Regions from separate parts of the Homo sapiens genome. Here regions 1 and 2 are each linked to region 3. The links are chromatin loops, found by intact Hi-C in ENCODE. Cell type or tissue: dorsolateral prefrontal cortex. All regions are shown on one strand.

What was found. Hi-C counts contacts between places; a loop is a spot of excess contacts. Peaks named below come from ENCODE experiments on the same cell type or tissue, not always from the same donor. Only the 100,000 strongest peaks of a DNase experiment are listed, where the experiment ranks them.
Region 1: it touches region 3 in a loop (21-fold over the local background); 5 of 110 quality-filtered maps call a loop at or near these places.
Region 2: a loop joins it to region 3, with 13 times the contacts of the local background. A loop is called at or near these places in 20 of 110 quality-filtered maps.

What each region holds. Positions count from the first base shown.
Region 1 is chr2:114,612,654-114,617,653 of GRCh38, reverse strand. All of the region lies in intron 1 of DPP10 (dipeptidyl peptidase like 10), which reads right to left. Among named protein-coding and RNA genes, the nearest start is that of DPP10, 170 kb to the right of the region's middle. In dorsolateral prefrontal cortex, a CTCF peak has its summit at 2,811; no DNase peak of the experiment used is centred here.
Region 2 is chr2:114,724,303-114,729,302 of GRCh38, reverse strand. All of the region lies in intron 1 of DPP10 (dipeptidyl peptidase like 10), which reads right to left. Among named protein-coding and RNA genes, the nearest start is that of DPP10-AS3, 110 kb to the left of the region's middle. In dorsolateral prefrontal cortex, CTCF peaks have their summits at 38 (motif pointing left) and 2,030; a DNase peak (open chromatin) is centred at 2,082; H3K27ac peaks cover 502 bases.
Region 3 is chr2:115,080,652-115,085,651 of GRCh38, reverse strand. The region is part of intron 1 of DPP10 (dipeptidyl peptidase like 10); the gene reads right to left. The region is part of intron 4 of LOC105373575 (a long non-coding RNA gene); the gene reads left to right. Among named protein-coding and RNA genes, the nearest start is that of DPP10-AS1, 78 kb to the left of the region's middle. In dorsolateral prefrontal cortex, a CTCF peak has its summit at 2,224 (motif pointing right); DNase peaks (open chromatin) are centred at 941 and 2,221; H3K27ac peaks cover 2,380 bases.

The DNA.
Region 1 (5,000 bases), 470 kb after region 3:
CTGGATACAGCCTTTAAATGAGTGAAATAATTGGAGAACACTAAAAACAACACTAAACATAGGGCCAGATTGCACACAGAGTGACATCTCAAATGATTTTAGCATGAGTCCTAAGTACACTGCCACTGGTCATTTTTATTTTAGAATTTTTCAAACATATACAATTTAGAAAGAATAGAATCATAAACATTTAATATATTTTCTCCAAATTTAATCAGCATTAACATCTTTGCCATAATTTTAGTATCTGTTTTTATGTAATTTCAAGTCAATTATTTACATATAAGCTATAAACTCTAAATAATTCCTTATACATGTCTAAAAGTTGGGACAGTTTTCTACTAACTACAATACTATATTAAGTATATTAAGCCTAACCATATAATAATTTCTGAGTGATTCTAAAAGCTGACCCATACGTAAATGTCCTCAATTGTCTTCCAGTGTCTTTCTCGGCTGTTTTCATTCAAACTGGGATCCACTCTAGAATCACACATTGCATTGTAATATGGTTTTTTCCACTCCTTTGTCACTTTTTCTTTTTGTAACATTGACTTGTTGAAGTAACCAGTCAGTTGTCTTATAGAACGTGTGCTTGATGAATTTTTCTGATGTTAACTGGTGGTATTTAATTTCTATCTCTATCCCTTGTATTTCCTGTAAAGGGAGAGTTGGGACCTAGGACTCTGCTAATTTCAGGTTAATCACTTTTGGCAAAAACACTTCATAGGTCATGCTGAGAAGTTGATGTGTCATCATATGCTGTATTATGGTGTCTGGTTGTCACATAATTAGTGACTCACTGTACTAAGGTAGTGAAAGCTTGATCTCTCCATTGATGTTATGTCTGTTCTCTCTGCCTGGCAAGAAACTGTGGAGTTACAGTCTGACACCATGTAAAGACTCAATTTCCCATCAACCTCTCACCTAATAGTTTTATCATTTATTGATGACCACTTCCTTAGTCAATAATTTTGTTTGAGTTTACAAAAAGATGTTTTATTAACCAGCTTCTTTCCTTAACCGTGATAATGTTGTGAGCAAACAGTCCCCACGTCTGCAAAGGTTACAGCAACAGCATTTATGTTGTTCTCCTAAGTGTTTCTGAGGGTCAGCTGGTCTAGACTGGTATCATCTGGGTTAGACTGGAATCCAGGCTTTTGGTGGAGTTCAGTCTGTGCAGCATTTCTTTGTTCTTATCATAAGCCAAGGAGCAAAGCTACTTGAAGCATGATCTTGTCCTGGCAAATGGTAGGAAATCCCATCAGGCTGGCAGAAACTTCCCATGACTCTTCAAGACTCAACTCAGAACTGGTGCAATGTCTCCTCATTGGCCCAACGTATTCCACTGGGTACAGCAAGTCATTACACCAAAACCACAGTCAATGGAAGACGGATGCACACTCTGTCAATTGTAATGGGAGTCGCTACAAAGTCAAGTGGTAAAGACAATTCATGTGTAATTCTTTCACAATGGGGAAGAAAGAGTTACAAGCGATAATCCAGTCTACTGTGGTAATTTTCCAGATGTCTTTCCCTGTCTTCCTTCATTCAGATTACTAATAGACAAACTATCCTTATAAATGCAATTCACTTTGATTTATGATGAGCCAACAGTTACAGAAGATGTTTCAAATAAATTTTAGTTCAGTTCTCTCTGCTAGAAATAGATAGTTGGGCTCATCAATATTAACTTTTCACATTATATTATAATTACCATTATATGGCTACACCTTATCAGATAATGAGCACCAATGTAATGGCAAACTCTGTATTCTTTAGCACTCAGCACAATTGTTAGAACATAGGAAATGCCCAATAAATGTGGAATGGATTACATTTCAGAATCATTTTTGAATCTTGCAAATAATTTCTATCCAAACTAATTTATGTCAGGTTCTCCCTTTTCCCTCCCTACAAGTACAATTATCTTTGTTTTCCAGATGGAAAGAATAACGCATTGAAAGGGTAAGAAGCATCGTATGCCCAAGGCTAACCAGTAAATCAAACATAGAGTAGGGAATAGAACCCATTACTCTTGGTTCCTGTTCTGTGCAAGAGACAGCATGCCCCAGTACTTTTACTCTGTATTGCACTGCTGTTTTCATACACAGGGCAATTGCCACTGAATACTTTGACTATTAGTGATGAGTTGAGGACTCTGCTAAGCACTAGATCTTTTGTCTCTCCAATACAGAGAGAGACAGAGATCTAGAAATAATTCAAACTGCTTAACTCTATTTTAAAGCCAAGAGAATAGAGACAAAGAAAATAAAGCAAGAGCTCAGGGAGTCTAAGGGAAACTACAACCGTGGCCAATATTAGAGACAACCATAGTGCTCAGTATGTAGAAAATTAAATTGCATTCATGATAATTTTCAGTAATTTAGAAAGTTTGTGGAACAAGAAAAGAATGCTAACATGTGAAAATACAAATTATATAATTGGAGGCAAGTTTATTCTTTACTTAGAAAATAAAACAGCAAACAAAAAGAAGAAAAAAGATCCATGGTATGCAATAAGATTTGTACATCTAATTGATTATTTTAAATCTTAACCATCCCCTGATAGATGCATACTCAATTAGCTACATTCCATGGACTCACTAATAAATTACAGCTGTAGAATCTGATTTTTAGAGATGTGCATATATGTTAGTTTGCCTTAAATTGCAGTATTTTGGGTGGTTTCCTTCACTGCTCCCCTTGTTTCAGAATTCTAAATCTGTCAATCTGGTGGTTTATTGGGTAGAAAAATGATTAATTAGAATTGACTGGCTGTGTTGATAATTTATGCACAATTAATGAAAAGGCTTTTGCTATCATTAAGGAATTTCATAGACTACTCATACACTCTAGTGGGAGAAATTGGTCAAAGCACTTTTTTTCCTGAGGAGAAAAAGCAAACAAACAACAAATGTGTATACATATATAGCACTTAAGAATCACAATGTTATTGGAACTTCCCGGAGTATCCCGAAATTGCGTAAGCAAACTGATATAATAAAATCTGACTTAAAAAGCCACTTTAACCACACTAATTAGGCGGGCAATAAAAATCAAGCAACTATTGAACTGCAAAGCAGTCACAATAGACAATTAAAGGTTAATTAGATGTGTGAATACAAGTTCCTCCTGTCCTGGGATTTATTCTTTGGATGTTTTGGATAGATTCATAAGGGAGCTTGACATATAACATAAAAATCCACAAGAGATTCATTTCTATGAAAACAAGTTCTTTGTTTAAAAAGAAAGACCAAGCATTAGGAATTTGGATTAGAGGTGGGGAGAGAGGGCAACAGCAATAACAAGAGCAACACAATACTTAGAGGGACTTTGCAAGTTTGATCAATGCTTAACATAAAATTAAATTTAAATTTAAGTTTATCCTAGATGCATAAATGAGATTTTGAAAGACCTGCAAAAATCCGGTGATGTGGAGTAGATAAATCAGTCTGGTGAAGTATGAAGGAAAGCTAAATTGTGTTAGGGAGGCAAAGCTTGGGTTTATTTTATTTTATTTTACTTTAAGTTCTGGGATACATATGCAGAATGTGCCGGTTTTTTACATAGGTACACATGTACCATGGTGGTTTGTTGCACCTATCAACCCATCATCTAGATTTTAAGCCCCACATGCATTAGGTATTTGTCCTAATGCCCTCCCTCCCCTGGGCCCCCAACCCCCGACAGGCCCTGGTGTATGATGTTCCCCTTCCTGGGTCCATGTGTTCTCATTGTTCTACTCCCACTTATGAGTGAGAACACGTGGTGTTTGGTTTTCTGTTCCTGTATTAGTTTGCTGAGAATAATGGCTTCCAGCTTCATCCATGTCCCTGCAAAGGATGTGAACTCATTCTTTTTTATGGCTGCATAGTATTCCATGGTGTATATGTGCCACATTTTCATTATCCAGTCTCTCATTGATGGGCATTTGGGTTGGTTCCAAGTCTTTGCTATTGTAAATAGTGCTGCAATAAACATACGTGTGCATGTGTCTTGTCTTTATCGTAGAATGATTTATAATCCTTTGGGTATATACCCAGTAAAGGGATTGCTGGGTCATGGTATTACTGGTTCTAGATCTTTGAGGAATCACCACACTGTCTTCCACAATGGTTGAACTAATTTACACTCCCACCAACAGTGTAAAAGCAATCCTATTTCTCCACAGCTTCACCAGCATCTGTTGTTTCTTGACTTTTTAATAATTGCCATTCTAATTGGCTTGAGAAAAGGTTGGGTTTTAATTCCAACTCCGCCCCTCTCAAATTTTGTGTCCTGGCAGTTCACGGAAATTTTTTCATCCTCAGTTTCTTCTTCTAAAAGATGTGGTCTAGCCCAAGCTATTAAATATTTTATATCTTCCCCATTAACTTAATATCCATAACCTAATAATCTTCTCTCTGTTTGCAATAGTTTCATTGTCACATAAATATGCTAATATGAGTGTGTATAGAATAGATTGGATGCTTAAAAATGGAATATCAAAGCCTCTAAAAATTTATTTTACCATAAATTCAATTCAGTGTTTATTTCTGGGAGCTAAATACGTACCAGAAACTGTGCAAGGTGCTAGAGATTTGGGGATAAATGTCATGATCATCTGCCTCATTTTCATTATTAATAATAATTTTAGTGATTAGATATTTGGGTGTGAATGCCAAATACTAATAACCACCTATATCTCATGTATTCTCATAGTTTTAACAGCATCTTTTAATGTGATTCTTTTGTAAAAATAACAGGTAGCTGAAAATAGTTTCTCATAAAATTATCATTAAGTGATTATTATATGTCATTTAGAAATAACTCTATATACATAACTTTAAGAATTAGCAAATATGATTTTCATGTAAACAGATAAAGAACATACATCTTGGAGGCTCAGTCAATGCCACATGGCTGGTAAAAGACTGAGCCAGGAATCTAACTCAGGATTTTTCTATGAACTGCTAACTACTTTGCTTCAAGTTTTTCGGTGATTTATTTTATTTCTAA
Region 2 (5,000 bases), 360 kb after region 3:
CCAGGTTTCCCTGGAGGCTTCATCTGAAACTATTCAGTAAGCAGTGCTGCCACCTTCTGATTTTCAACTGGAAATGTGTATTAAAAGTTTTGCTTTTGGTTGAATGCATTAGGTACTCAGCAAGTATTTATTTTAACATTCTTTTCTTCATGAATTCCTATTCTCCCTTGGGCCTCTTATTTCAAATGCCACTTATTGTTTCTTGTTAGCACATTTCTATACAAAGCCGTTGTGCTCTAATCACAGCCGCTCAGCATTTTATAAACCCTGTCTCCGTTAAACCTCCCTCCCATTATGGGTCTGGAATCACATGCCAAAGAAAAACACCAAAAATTACAAAGTTTCTTGTGAGTGGGTTGGTTTTCAAACATTATTTCAAAAGAGACCTCCAAACTCTAGTGCAGAGAGCCATTTTGCAAAACTCCTTTTAAAGCATTTCTTTGTTTTAGTTATTCATTACTACCTAACAGATTTTGCCTCAAGCACCACCCCCATACGTGTAATTTTATATAATCCAACTATACGGAATGAGACACTGTATGTGTATTTTCCTTCAGATGGAATAATAGACGATTAGAGCTCATTGGACGTAGAGAGAATGTAATCTAATCAAATTCTGTAATTTTACCCTGTAGAGTAGGGTCAAAGGCTGGTTGAAAATCTTACTTATCTAGTGAACCCTCTCCAAATGCAGTCCGCTTCTCTGGACAGACCTGGCTTGCAGAAGTCAAAAGTCCATTTCTGAGTCATTTATGTGTCCAAGAGAATGGGACAGACACTATGAATGACCAATCCTGGTTCATGTACCTACTCCTGTCACCTAGGATTAAGGTTTTTAACCAGAGGGTGGGAGAGTCATGCCTTTACAAACACCCGAGGCTCAGAATAATGTCAGTTTCCCAGGGTCACATAACTAGAAAAGGGCATAGTAGGGCCCAGATTAGGGTTTAACTCCAAAATCTTGGAGCCCTTGACAAGTCTCTGCTGTCCCAGGTTAGAAGAATAAGCAGGGCATCTTGACCTAGAGCAGAAAGTGCTGATTGTATGCATCTTCTCCTCCTGGCTCCTCCCATAGGAAAGGGGGCTATGTTCCTTCTCCCTGCCTGCCTCCCACTTTATCACCCTTCTACCTTAGTGGTCTGTTCGCCAAGAAGTCTGTGGAGACCTGTTTTGAAGCTGAGACTATTCTACACTGTTCTAAGTCTTTCAAGTAGATGGAAAAGAGAAGAAGGAAAAGCCTGAAGATGAAACACTGATTATTATTTACACAGTTACCACTTCTCTATTAGCACAAATGAGCCCTTTGATCATGGGGATATTAAGCTCTGTATCTCAGTTTCCCCATCCAAAATTGGACATTAATCCTCTTAGCATTGTTGTAATAATTAAATGAGGGTTTTTAAGTGATGTGCTGACCGCAGTGATAGACAGATAATAGACACTGAATAAGTAGTGACTCTCACTGCTATTATTTTCATTATTAGCGTTATCACCTCAAAAAAGCTGTTCAGAGGCTGGCGAATTCTATTTGTGGTACCTCCTAGAAACTACTTCCATTCTTTGTTTATAGGAGTTCTTTACTACACAAAACACACAATAATTTGAACTAAAAAAGCTGGTTGAATTTGTGCAGCCATCGGGGAACAATGTGTTGGTTTTCCTAAGAGTGAATATCTGATTGAAATCCTCCATTAGGGAAAAGTACATTAAAAAACATGCCCTGAGACCACCTGCAAAGCCAATGGAGGCCAGTGGTTTGGGCAACATGTTGGCCCAGGAACAGTGCCTCACGCTTTAACTTATCCCAGGGCTCCTTTTATTTTTATCCTTTAAAAACAACCTGCTGGATCATACATGACATCCAGTCCTGCCTTATTAACTAGAAACTAAATGAGCATTGGAGAAATTTAATTGAAAGTGATACTCAGAATGTTAATAAGCCCCTGGTCAGGAGAGAGATTGATGTTCCCAGCTGCAAACCAGCCTCGAGGAAGAGTCTCTGAAGACCTTGTCACCAGAAGCACACTGAGCTTCTGTGTGCTGCTGCTGCCCTCACAGGCTCACTTCCACCACTCTGCCAGCCATCGCCTGCTCCCAGAATTCCTGCTTAATCAGTGTTCCCCAGAGAAGCCCCAGCCTACTGCCTCTACAGCAAATCAAGCTCCAGGCCAACAGCACGCTGTTGCTATCAGGAGTGAAAAAGAAATAGCTTCTCTGAGTGAGATTTTAAGGACATGAAAAGGATGATGCTGGGAAAATTGGGATCCAAACATTTGAATTTCTTCCTTTTCCAGGTGGAAAACCTAGAAAGCCATGTGCATCTTCCTCTCTCTGAGAAATGTCCTTCTGAAAGCATGCATGAAGATAGACTATGCATAATTCAAACTATATTTATGTATGATAAAAAGAGAATTTCCATTCCCAGAGCTTAATATTAAAAATTCTAATCATACTTTGATCTTTGAGCACAACTTTCTATGAAATATTCCCAGGAAAAAATGAGCTTATCCTTGCAATTTTCTTTTTCCTGCACAATTCAAACTACAGGTGGCCTGCTTAAAGGGCATTCAGTTGATGTTAAAACATGGCTATTGACATGCCCAATGATTTCCATGATTATTTCTGACAGATATAGGTTTCAGAAGCTTTATTTTCTATTTTTCCATAATTGAAATAAAAGATCATTTAGAGAAAAAAACAGCAAAGTGAAATTTTTCAATAGTTACAGAAACAAATATTTCAGTGCAAAAATGAATATGATTAAATTCAACTACTGATTTAAGTGCAGTGCCACCAGGCCTAACTTGAAATGTTTGTCAGTGGCTTTTTGGAAACCTGGATTTCTTCTACAAAAGAAATATTAAAAGTGTCATTCCACAACGAATAAAAGTGTGAATTTTATGACAAGTTAAGGAGGTCAGTAGAACCATTCCTCATTGCTATTTACCTTGGGGAGTGAGGCACTGGACATCAATTTGAGGAGATCACTGGTTCATCTGAACCATATGGCTGGCTAGTTTAGCTCTTCCCAACTGAATTATGGAAGAACTTTTTTTTTTTTTTTTTTTAGACGTAGTCTCGCTCTGTTTCCCAGGCTGGAGTGCAGTGGTGCAATCTCGGCTCACTGCAAGCTCCGCCTCCCGGGTTCACGCCATTCTCCTGCCTCAGCCTCCAGAGTAGCTGGGACTACAGGCGCCCACCACTATGCCCAGCTAAATTTTTTTTTGTATTTTTAGTAGAGACGGGGTTTCACCATGTTAGCCAGGATGGTCTCGATCTCCTGACCTCGTGATCTGCCCGCCTCGGCCTCCCAAAGTGCTGGGATTACAGGCTTGAGCCACTGCACCCAGCCTATAGAAGAACTTTTGCTGAAATCACTTCCATTCAATTATTCTTACACATTGGGTCTCTAAAATGTTTTGGTTTGTCATTTCGGTTTAGGAGATGCAGGGAAGTGTAATATACTAGTTGTGAGCACATATTCAGGGGAAGACTTAATGACTGGCATTGGACCAAATCTCTTCTCCAATACTTCCTAGCCTGGCAAATAAACTCTGAAAGTGGTTTCTTCTTCTGTAAAAGAGACATAAGGAGGATAATCACATCTATTCTAGGGGACTATTTTGAGAGAGTAAGTAATGTCCATGAAAAGATCTGATCCAATGTATCTGGAACATAGTAATGCTCAGTAAAAATCAGCCGTCTTCATCATCGTTATATGAAAAGCTTCAGATGCACTGGAGAGAAGCTCTGAGCATCATCCAAAGAAGATGTGGAGCTATTGAAAGAGAATTTGCATCATCGGATGTTGCCTTTGAAACCTGGAAACTTTGGGGAAGATGGATCTAAGGGAGCCAAGGCTAAAGGTAAGAAGGTCATGTAAGGAAATAGTCTACTGATTTGAGCAGAAGACAATTTGATGCAGAGCAGAGGTGGTAGGTGATGGAAAGTGGTGAAAAACTGATTCAAGAAGCATATCAGACTCAAAATTGGAAAAACATGGAAAAAATGTGAATATGCGTAGTGCGGTGGATAGAGAGGAGTTCGAAATGACTTATGTCCACCTAAAGAAAGAAGCTGAGGCATCAGATATAATTTTAATGGAAGAGTTTACTTTAGCCAAAGTGAGGACAATGGCTGGGACACATTTCCAAGTTGCCCTGGGAAGTGCTGCATTTGGCTTGTTACAAGCAGGTTTTCAAAGGGAAAAGGGAAAAAAAGAGTGGGCTGATACGAAGTTGTTTGACAGGAATTTTTGTTGGTTTACAGATGTGATCTGAGAAACCAAAATAGATGCTCCTTTATCAACTAAGACAGACCCCAAGGTTAAGAAAATAAATATTATCTATGGGCGCAGAATTCAGAGCTCAGCTGGCATAGCAACTTCCTAAATTCTTACAGCTTCAAACAAAAAAACCCCACACTCTTGCTAAACTTCCTAACAATAGGAGCTATCAAGCAAATTGTTACTCCCTTTCTACCTCTTATTTATAACCCAGATCACTACAACTCTGATTGGACAGGGGAGTGGCCTTCAAACATTCTTTCCTCTTAAGCAACTCCAGACTTTAATCCAGCTTCAGTCAGCTTTCAGAGGCTGCACACAAACTGTCTTTGTGCCTTAAAGTTCACCTTTGATGTAAAGAGCCAAATTCCAGCTTGTTTTAATGCTAAAACTCTACCTCAAAGTGAACATGGGAAGTATGTTACATATATGTTTACCCCTTGTGCATGTGCTTGACTCTCCTCATACCCCCCAAACCGGCTGAGTATGTATGAGTCTATTGTGTAATACAGACTGTGAGGTATAAAAATCAACCTGCCTTTTACCTCTTTGAAGAGAAAGCACTTTAGGTACATGCCAGAGACTGTCTCTTCCTGGTTTGCAAACTGATATTGCCAATAAAGCTCTCCTTTATACTATTTAGCCATCCTGGCGGTCTGTTGGACAATACAGCGATAACATTGATTAGTGATTGATTATACGTTATTGAACTATA
Region 3 (5,000 bases):
GGGAAACTTTGAGATTTCCTAACATGTTCTAGTGGCACTGGCCACTACCTGCTTCTGATTTTCCAGTTTGAAATTTGGCTTTTTCAAAAGTGTTATTTTATTAAAATGTTTCCTTTTAACTATGCATTTTCTAAGTGTAATATCTATAAACTCATTTATTCAGATTAATTTATTGAAATTTGGGAACAACTGGGTAGAAATGACCACTTTTATTATAGGAATGGGCTTTCTAAACATACTAATATTTAAGAGGCAATATTTAACCTGCTCCAGCAAAGGTAGGTTTCCAGTAATTAGAATGGATGTGAGTACACACACACACACGTGCTCACACATACACATACACACATTGGTGGAGGTGGGACAGAAAGAAGAAAAAGATATGGGAAGGGAAGGGAAAGGATCTGTAAAGTAAAGGTATATTTTATTCCCTGGGTGAACTATTTGTTGGTTCAAATTCAGTCTAGTATAATGAAATAATAAATCACAGAGTGAAATTCAGACAGAACTGCAGAATGCTATTCATTTCAGGTGGTCTAAGCCTTGCTACAAATTCTTCTACAAGAGATAAGCCAGGGGGCACTTGGCATTTTCTCTATTGCCATCTCTTGCCACATTTGGCTCTGTGCTCTTCCCAGACTTAAATGTTGCACCAAACTGAACATCAGTGTGGTGCAAAAACAGCTCTTTCTGAACAAGCCAACTTGCAACTCTGTAACCAAGAAGAATAAAAATAAGCCCTTTTCCTAGAAATGCTAATGCATTTTTCTGAGGCTCTGCTTCCTAACAGGTGCTTTTAGGTATGCTTGAAACTGTGAGCCCTCTGGAGGAATATCAGCCTCACACAACTTAACACAATCGTTATTAGAAGTGAAGCAGCTCTCTGGATTCAGCATATGGACCACAAACTGGCGGAGAGCCTGAGCTCTCGGAGGAAGGACGCCAGTGTCCCTCCGTTGTTTTCTTAGCTGCTGGGAGAGATTTCAGCTCTTCAGCAGTTTCTCTTCCTGACCAGCTTTTCCCAAGATAAATCTGAGCTAGCACCATATGTTTCAAGAACACAAAAACAGCTTCTGAATTATTACAGCATGGTGCACACTTGCCCAGGAAATTCAAGCTGCTTAGGCACTGCAATCATAGTACCAGGCAGAACTGGAAAGAACAGTGAACTTGACAACCTTTTGTCAGATGACACATGTCCACAAAAGTAGGACACCTTGGACGTTTCCCTGAGGCAATAGAATGAGTTGCCTATAGTCCTTAGTTATTTTGAAATCATAATTCTGGCTAAATGAACAATTTTCAGATAATGTTGAGCCCACAAGCACTATTAGAGTTGTAGGAGGTCAGCGCATTATTATGTGTTTTTGTTGTTGTTAAATTTTAAAATCACTGACTGATTTTAATTGTCACGTACTGTGCTAAATGATGGGGATATAAAAATATTTAAGATACAGTACTTGACTTCACAGAGTCCAAGTGAAATAAATAGAAATATCATCAGAAAACCTCAAAATTGTGAGCAGGTATATTAATAGGGATTCATATAGGTTTCGTATTCATATTGATAGGATGTCATATAGGTTTGACAGGATCACAAAGGTATAGCCCCTAACCCACTCTAGATGTTTCATACAAAGACACCTGAAAGAAAACTAACCTGGATGTTAGAAGAGGTGTTTGTGATAGAACTAGATCCTCTTCCTTATTGCAGTAGTATATTACTGATTAAAATATATCCCTGCCATGTTAACTACTGTCCCGCTTTGTTAATCTTTGACAATCCTAAGGCAAACAGATTTCAGGTTTAAAGCTATCTCCTATCCAATAGCAATGGCTGGCTGTGTAGTTGGATGCTACCATGAAAATCTTGCAGAAATCACTTAGTGATAACTTTCAGAGGCAGAGACAAAAATTGTGGTAGCAAATATGTTTATTATTTGCCAAATTCACTGTAGCAAATGCTCTGAAAGTTGTTGTTTAATAACTTTTTTGACAGCTAAGTTTAGAATAGATATAAGAGAAACAAACTACAGCTAAGGATACTAGTCAAGAAACGATCATAATGTTTCAAAAGAGAGAGAAGGAAGGCCTAAACTAGAGCAGTGCGAGAGAAACAGAGTGGACACAAATATAATGAGGAGGGAGGCATGTGTTATGCCAGGTTTCTCTAGTAGGTTGCTGGGTGACTAGTTGTGATACTATGTGAAATAGAGGAATAGCCAGCCAGCAGATGGCAGAGAAGAACGCAGTTACATACTTTGGGATATGTTGAAGCATAGGGCCTCGGGACATATATCTGACTATTACCTAACTGTCAGATTATATATTCAGGACTTTAATGCAGGAAGAGGCTTTGCATAAAGACATAATTTATATCTTTATACAAAGTGGTCATTGAAATAGAAAAAAAAGTGGAGGAGATCCAACAGGGAGAGTTTGTGGATGGAAACATAAGAAAAAGACGGAAACCTAACAAATGCTGATACTTATAAGGAAAACAAGAAGAAATAAAATCTACAAGGGAAATGAAGAATGAATAGTACAGAAATTCCAGCAGAAGCACAAAGATCCAGTGTCATAGACACTAAAAGAGTATAGATTGTTTACGAATAATCAATACTGTCAGATACTGTAAAATAGTCTCATTAGATAAGGACTGAAAAATGCTCATTGATTTGATAACTGAGAGAGATTTAATTTTAAGAAGAACAATTTAAATAAAGTAATATAGCTCTAGGTGTTGAGTTTTTCTGCAAACCTAACCTCTTCTACATTTAGTAGCTTAAAACAATAACCAGTTATTTAGCTCACGAATTCCTAGGTTGGCAATCTGGTGTGAATTTCACTGAGTGGTTCTAGTCTGGGCCACACTGGTTCCTCTCAGTTGATCTAAAGAGAGATTGCTCATGCATCTGTAGTTAGCTGGTAGGTTCACTGGCTGGAATGAGTAGGGCACCTTTCCATATGGACTCAAATCGTCCAGTAATTTATTAGATGTGAAGTTCACAGAGTTCCAAAAGTAAGAGTGGATATACCTCAAAATTCTTGAGACTACTCAGATTATATCCAACATCCTTTCTGTAGCATTGTATTAACCAAGTAATATGCAAAGCAGTCCAGAATGAAAGGGTGAAGAAATCGACTCCACATCATTTTTCAAAAAGCTGCCAAGTTGCCATTTTTGCAGTCTACAATGTTACCAGCAAAGAGTTTTTAGCATTCTGGTTACATGCCATAACCATAGTTCCATGTAGACAAAAATGGCCTCGACTGGCTATTTTAACACAGACTTTGTACCAGTTTGGAGCTAAAAGAGCACGAAGCCTGGCTACCTTCCTTTAAGCCCACAGGAGTTTTAAAGAGTGAGAAACCTCCCCTTGGCTCACAAAGGCAGCAGAGGAAGCAAAGACCTTAGCAGGAAGGTTTTTATTTAAGACCTTACTTAACCTAATACTCTTACTGTTAAAATGCCTGTTCAGAAGGCTTACTGTTTATAGTAATGGGAGGGTCTGCTTACAGGGACATTCTGGCCTGTTGAAAACAACTAAAAAAGCTGATAAAAATATTACAAAATAATTTCTTAAAAGCATCACACAGACAACAAGACAATAAGACATTTTGAGGCCTGAAAAGAAGGAATAATGAAAACTTGGAAATTTATCTTGGTACAAAAGCGGATTTTTCCCTGAAGGTATTTGATTTCCTAGCAGAGGCCTTCTGGGAATGGAATCAAAATCTAATGCAGAATTCACCTAAAATTGGAAGTCTAATAAGACTCCTTCTTGATAAACTGAGACCCTAAAGAGTTTGCCCTCAGGCAAAGGGTGAATGGAAGTGGTAGAACCTCGGTAGAATTAGTCATGTATTTTCTGTACCACGTCTTGAACTTGATGCAGCAATGAACATTCTCTTTGAAAAATGTTTGTCAATTAGTTCTAAATTTTTTTTTTCAAAAAGAATATTCATCATGTCAAAAATGACAACAAGGTGCTAGACTATGAGAACAAGTAGAAAAGGACAGAAATGGAAAACGGAACCACAGCAAAAGGTAAAGACATCAGATATTTATTAATAAGTAATTAGATACTGATTATAAAACAACTACACTGAAAGGTGTAAATAAATGAAGGACCAACTAAAAGATATCTGCAGAGGACAGGGAACCATAGAAACAGACATAGAAGGTTTAAAAAATCTTCTGGAAAAATATATCATAGAAATTAAGATCTCTGTGAGCAGACTTAACAACAAACTGAAGACAGCTAAAGACAGACTTTGTATCTGAGAAGATAGCTTGCAAACAATTATCTTGAGTTTAATTTTAAAAGACCCATGATGGACTATACATGAGAGAGATTACTAACCATGAATGACACCAACACAAGATTTAGGAAATGTAATCCGAGTCCCAGATGGAGAGGAGAGACTGGAGGACAGCTGATATATCTGAAAAGATTGTGATTGACAATTTTCTAGATCTGAAAGACAGTAATCTGCAGATTCAAGAAGCTCACAAATCCCATGCAAGATAATTAAAAAGAAATCTGCAACTAAATATGTTACATTGAAACTGCTGGGGGAAAAAAAGACTGAGAAAAAAATCTTAAGAAAGGCCACAGGTGAAGAACAGCAACAAAATATCACCCTCAAAGGAGCAAGAATTTGACTGATGGCTAACTTCTCAACAGCAACAAAGTCAGACAGTCAATAGTGGAATAATCTCTTTAATGCACTAAAAGAGAATGATTATAATCTAGAGAACATTTCAGGAATGCTGATAAAAACGGACTTTTTCAGAGCAACAATGTTGAGAGGGGTCTTTGTGACAACTTTCACTAAAGTCATTCTAAGAGATGAACTGTAGACAGAGAGAAAATGATTCCAGGTGCATCTAAGGTGTAAGAAACAATAAAGAGCAAAAAAGATGGAAATATGTGGGAAAAAATACACGATCTGCACTGAGTGATCTCTTAAATGAAGGGTTGGCAAGCTTTATC